Regions from separate parts of the Homo sapiens genome. Here region 2 is linked to region 1. A link is a loop called in an ENCODE intact Hi-C map of the cell type or tissue named here. Cell type or tissue: endothelial cell of umbilical vein. All regions are shown on one strand. Links, peaks and the distances in the headings refer to the core of each region. The heading gives the core; the rest is flanking DNA. Region 1 has its middle 28 kb from the start of LINC01038. Region 2 has its middle 110 kb from the start of SPRY2.

Region 1 (2,927 bases), core at 244-2,743:
GTTCTATGCCCTCATCCATCCACCCAGCACACTCAAAAAACAAATCCAAATAAACCAACAACAAATACCTAAAAGATCAACTGCAGACTAGTCCCAAAGGAGGAAATGAACCCTTTGATTTTAATCTTCGATAAATCCCAGTACAAAAGATGTTCCGTTGTTCATACTCAATTTTAATTTTAGCCATGTTATTTCAATATCAAAATATATTTTAAAAAATCAAAATTTATAAATTATTGCCAAGGTTATAGCATGAAAAAGCCATACCTCATTTTTCTAAAATTCTTTAACAGGCATCTATAGGATAGATACATCTATTCCAAACTATTTTTTAGCCATCTGTTTTGATTCAGTGAGTCTTGCTGTTGGCATGCGCTAAAACTTTAGTTCCAAATGTGATGCCATTTTTTTTTTCTCTTTCAAATTGGGTCAATGTAATAAAGGGAAATGACGTTTTCTTCACACAGTAGAAGTAGCCCAACTAAATACTGCACATAAAAATTCTCTTAGGAAATTAAATCAAATAAGTTGTTTTTGAGGAATGGCCAAAGGTCAATATTAAAAGCAGCTCGTCTTCTATCATATGTGGTACTTTAGGAGGTTTATAAAAGTCTAGTGAATAGAGAAGCAGCATTTTAAGTAATCTTCAGAATAAGGAAACACAAAGGCTGGGTCCAGTTGACTGAAATGGGGCTGATGCAATCCACTGTCTCCTCAATGGACTGAGCCACAAGTAATATAAACCATGAAGATAATTGGTGTGATTAGATTAGTCATGCCAAAGTGGAGTTTAGCAGTCACCTATAGACAGCCTGCTAAAGTCCATATTGTTTCAGTTCTCTCCCAATCTAGCAGACTGTTGGAAGGCATTATTAAACACAGGTGTTCCTCATCTAGGAAAACAGGTTAACAAAATTCCAAATTCTCAAAAAAGTTCCTATGAAATAATTCAAACTGGAGTAGAATTTTCCCTGCAAGTTCCCCTTAAAGTATAAACTGCTTTATGCAAGTAAGCATTGTTTGATTTGCAAAAACTTAAATTGTACTAAACATTTCTATGACACATTCATTGTGTAAAACAGATAGTACATGAATCAAAATCTCAACTTTTATTGAATGTTAAGCTCAGAGGAACTGATTTATTCTAGATTACTCTAAGTTCAAAAGCCCATTTTACACAAAATAATGGAGAGCAAAGGATAACCAATCTGACCACAGCAGTCACAAATCTTAAAGATTGAACTCTACCATCATCACATTGCAAACTTTTAAAATATAGAATGTTCAAGCCCCTACACCATTTTTAATCTATATAATGTTGACTGTAGTGTATGAATCCTTCAACAGTCACGATTCAAGTTTGACCTTTCACTTTCTTATCTAGAGAAAATTTCATTTTCAAGTATCCAAGAATATTTAAAGTATTTAAAGTATTTCAAGAGAACTTATGGCACATGTCACCCAAGCTCAACAGCTAACAGTTGCTGCCACCTATAGGCCCAATCTCAAGAGAAAGGGCTGGGGACATGAACAAAGGTTTGCATGTTTCAAAGGCAACAAAGCAAGTTTTTTCCTCATTAAAAATGAAGTTGGTATCCATAAACTTTTGATGCAACTCTCTGAAAAAATGAAATTAGATGTGACAAATTTCACTTGTTTCATCAATGACATGCTATTTAAACCACCTCATAAAGGGCAAGAACTTTAAAGCATCAGCCTTTCTACTCACAAAGCAACCAAAGGAAACAAAATGAAGCAAGTTAGCTAGGTCTTCAGTCACATCTAATTGTGATTTTCATGGCTATATAATCGATATGAAAATGAGTGACAAGGAGATACTGTCTTTTGCACCTACTAGCATGTATCACATGTGACAGTCAGGATTCCTTTAGATTCTCTCCCATCTGGAGATTTTGTGAACTCTTCCTTGTGTCAAATAAAGTAAAAAGAAGAAAAAAAGTGAATCCATATAAAAACTCAGAATTAGATCTCATCCTCGGGATTTCTTTTTTCAGTAAAATGAAGATAAAAATGACTACCTTAAAATTTCATCTTAAAAATTATATTTATGTATGTGTGTATATATATTCATTGAATATGTATATATATATACACTCAATGAATAGCATATAGCAAGTTATAAAAATGTTCATCCTGTTACACTCACTAATTTTGTAATATTCTACAAGTCATTTCATAATTGGACTTTTGTTTTTTCATTTGTAAAATGAAGAGCTTAGACTAAGTAGTTTCTAGATTCCTCCTACACTGAATATTCTAGCATAAGGCATTTGAGTTTGGCATTCTCTCTACCCACGCCAGTTGGACCCATTTCTGTATTTGGGCTAACCTTATGCTGCATGAATGGTTGGAGATCAAGTCCCTCCAGCCACATGTTCCCTCTATAAAAATATTTCAGGACACCAAATAATAGAAGAGAAAAAAGTTATAACTTTTCTTCATATGGCTGATGTCCATTTCAGTATTCTGAAATACAACTATCCCCCTTCTTATAAACTAAATATGGCCCCCCACCAAGAATTCATATGTTGAAGTCCTAACCCCTATTACCTCAGAATGGTACTGCCTTAGAGACAGGGTCTTCAAAGAGGTGATTAAGTCAAAATGAGGTTGTCGGGCGTGTGCCCTAATTCAATTCCTATAAGAAGAAGCAATCCGGACACAGAGAGACACAATGAGTGTGCTCACAAAGAGGAAAGACCACGTGAGGACACTGCAAAAAGATACCAGAAAAAGTATCTACAAGTCAAGAAAAGAGGCTTCAAAAGAATGTAACCCTGCTGACACCGTGATCTTGGATTTCAAGCCTCCAGAACTGTGAGAAAATAGATTTCTGTTGTTTAAGCCACCCAGCCTATGGTATTTTGTCACAGCAACCATAGCAAATTCATACACTCCTTGAACTA
Region 2 (2,927 bases), core at 225-2,724, 460 kb before region 1:
GTTTCGCTCCTGTTGCCCAGGCTGGAGTGCAATGGCGTGATCTCAGCTCACTGCAACCTCTGCCTCCCTGGTTCAAGTGATTCTCCTGCCTCAGCCTCCCAAATAGCTGGGGTTACAGGAGCATGCCACCACATGTGGCGAATTTTGTATTTTCATAGAGACGGGGTTTCACTATGTTGGCCAGGCTGGTCTCGAACTCCTGACCTCAGGTGATCCACCGGACTCACCCTCCCAAAGTGCTAGGATTACAGGCGAGAGCCACCGCGCTTGGCCATATTTCCTATATTTTAAGCCCACTTGAAGGAATTCCTGATTCTTGCAGCATATTATTTCCAAACTGCTTTGATTTTGTAATAGATAACATTTATTAAGTGTTTATTGTTTGACATTCACAGTACGGAGGACAATAAACCACAGGTTAGGTGGTAAAATTAGCCTCATTTTACACATGAGGAAGCTAAGCCTTTGAAAGGTAATTAATTAGCAGTGGCCATAGAACTGGTAAGTGCTAAAGCTGTAATGCAAACCTGGATCCATGTGACTCTGGCCTTCATCCTTTAGCAGCATGGCCTTCAGTTTGACGTTCACTCACTTTTTAGACAACTACTACATGACTGTACCTTAGTAGCTCACTTCCAAGTAACTGACGCATTGCCAGATTACCTCAGATTTTGGTAACAGAGATAAGGTACACATTTAGTGGTCAAAACCATGCTGAGATATGGAGTTCAGTTTTAGGTAGAAGGGAACATTAAGAAATTCATGGTCAAAACTCAAGCAAGGAAAACAATTTTGAAGGTAAGGTTTCTGTTCACCTGGCTGATGACAATGGCAATTTATATAAATCACAGCAAACTCCCCGGGAAAACAATCAGAAATAGTAATGAAATTTTAGGGTCAATGCTTAAAGAAATGATTTGCAGATGAACTTATTTGGGTGAATATGTCAATGTCATATTTTCAATATAAGTTTTAAATAAAATTCGAGGTTATAAAATGCAATTGGAACACAGAGATTAGAATTAGACTAAATTAAATCAAAGTCTCCTATTTGATCTGATTCTCTGTGACCTTTGTTTCAGCGTAATTTTTAGGTGAGCTGAATTCCATTTTCAAATATCATCCCTGAATTATGCTTTTAAATGTGAAGTGTAGGACTTTATTTATCAGTCTTGTCTCCTCTAAAAACAATTTATATTTGTTCATATATGTAATTCTCTTGGTTCTGAGGAAATGATTTTTTAGAGTGTTGAAAGGCGAAAAAAATATCGCCCTGGACCAAGTGTTTGTCTTCATGAGGCCGCTCTTTGACTGGTGTGACTAAATCAGATGAAGCAGCTTCATGTAGACACTTTGACACAAAGGATTTCAAAGCCAAGTCTAATGACAGCATTTCCTCCTAATATGGATGATGTGAGAACAGAAGCATAATGTTTATTAGCAACCCTTACAAAAACAGTAACTACAACAAAGAGCACAGAAGATGAAAATGCAAGTACTCGGCAATGAGCTCTCATTCTCTTCTGAAATTAATTCACACATTATAAGGTACGCTTCCTTGAATGAATTTCCTTCCTTTTACACTCCCACTTAGCTTTCCTTTAAGTGTCAAATGAAGCGGGTGGTGGAAAATGCAGTGCACCAGTCATTTTGACATTCCTTTGCAAATTAGTCAGGCTTTGATAGTACAGGTCGGTTCTACCACGCAGGGGAGCTTTCAGCTTTGGGAATCTGGCAAAAGTTCAAGAGCAACGTATTGCTTTGAACTCACTTGTTAGCTGTGCAAAATAAACACCATCCACCTTGCAATAAAAAAGCATCAGCAGGAGAAAAAAGAGAACATTCTAAACCCCTCCCTTGAGACTTCAAAACCCTCACTGGGGCTGCTAAATTAGGATAGGAAAAATAAGGCCTGTTTGTGAAAAGAAAGGAGGGGAAAGGAACCATCTTACAACAAACACACACAAAAATTACAATCGCTGAGAACTAATTATGTTTTCATGATCACAAATGCATTGAGAGTTTGAAAGCTCACGGACGCATCCTGATGCTGCTATAAAATGTTTCCTGGCTAATTATTTGCCAGTACAACTGTTCACTTCCTGTGGTGGATTTATGCTAAATCCTGTTATTAGTCTTGCTCTGCAATTGCCATTGTCTATGACTAGAAGCAAGGCTGAAAGGCTACAGTCAGCCTTTTATTACACAACATGTGAATGGAGATTTGACCCAATGTCCGACCACTTCCCCCCTTTGGTTTTTATGTGAGCTCGCTGAGCCTTTCCCAATAAATCATTGGGTTCCAATGAACTTTTACTCTTTTTTCTCTCCTTTCAACCCCACTACTTTGTGAGTGTGTGAGTGCACCCTTTAAAAATAAACCACACAATTTCTTTTTCTCTTTAAGCAGTAGTTAAGACCTTTTCATCATACACAATTTCTACAGTTGTTGCTACAAAAAAAATACATGAAACCAATGTTTGATGCCTCGATTTCATTCAGTGATGGAAGCTGGGAGAGGCAAAAATAAATAAGACCAAAAAAATTGTGAAAGTAATTTACATCTCAGTAAGCATGTGATCCTAAATAAATGTAATGTGCAAACCGTCATAGTAGCTACAGTATAAACTAAATACTTTCTGCAGAAACCTGACTAGGTTTTTCTAGAATATTTTATGTTGGGGGCATTTTAAGTAAATTTGGTAATAAATACCTTAAGAATAATGTTTCCTCCAGACAAAATTATAAATACTGTTAACTGTCTTAAATGTCTTCTTAAATATAGCTTATACTATTCTAAGTCTCTAAAATTCAAATCTAATATTCTTTATTTGTGATACTAGATTCAAGAATATAGCCACTATATTTAAAGATAGTCTTAGATTTATATATCAAATTTTAAAGGTTTATAAAAACTATTGGTTTAT

The links. Hi-C counts contacts between places; a loop is a spot of excess contacts. Peaks named below come from ENCODE experiments on the same cell type or tissue, not always from the same donor. Only the 100,000 strongest peaks of a DNase experiment are listed, where the experiment ranks them.
Region 2: it touches region 1 in a loop (3-fold over the local background); 5 of 110 quality-filtered maps call a loop at or near these places.

What each region holds. Positions count from the first base shown.
Region 1 is chr13:79,774,540-79,777,466 of GRCh38, reverse strand. No RefSeq gene overlaps it. Among named protein-coding and RNA genes, the nearest start is that of LINC01038, 28 kb to the left of the region's middle. In endothelial cell of umbilical vein, for the core only: a CTCF peak has its summit at 1,521 (motif pointing left); a DNase peak (open chromatin) is centred at 1,476.
Region 2 is chr13:80,234,563-80,237,489 of GRCh38, reverse strand. No RefSeq gene overlaps it. Among named protein-coding and RNA genes, the nearest start is that of SPRY2, 110 kb to the left of the region's middle. In endothelial cell of umbilical vein, for the core only: no CTCF peak of the experiment used is centred there; DNase peaks (open chromatin) are centred at 1,509 and 2,069; H3K27ac peaks cover 2,041 bases.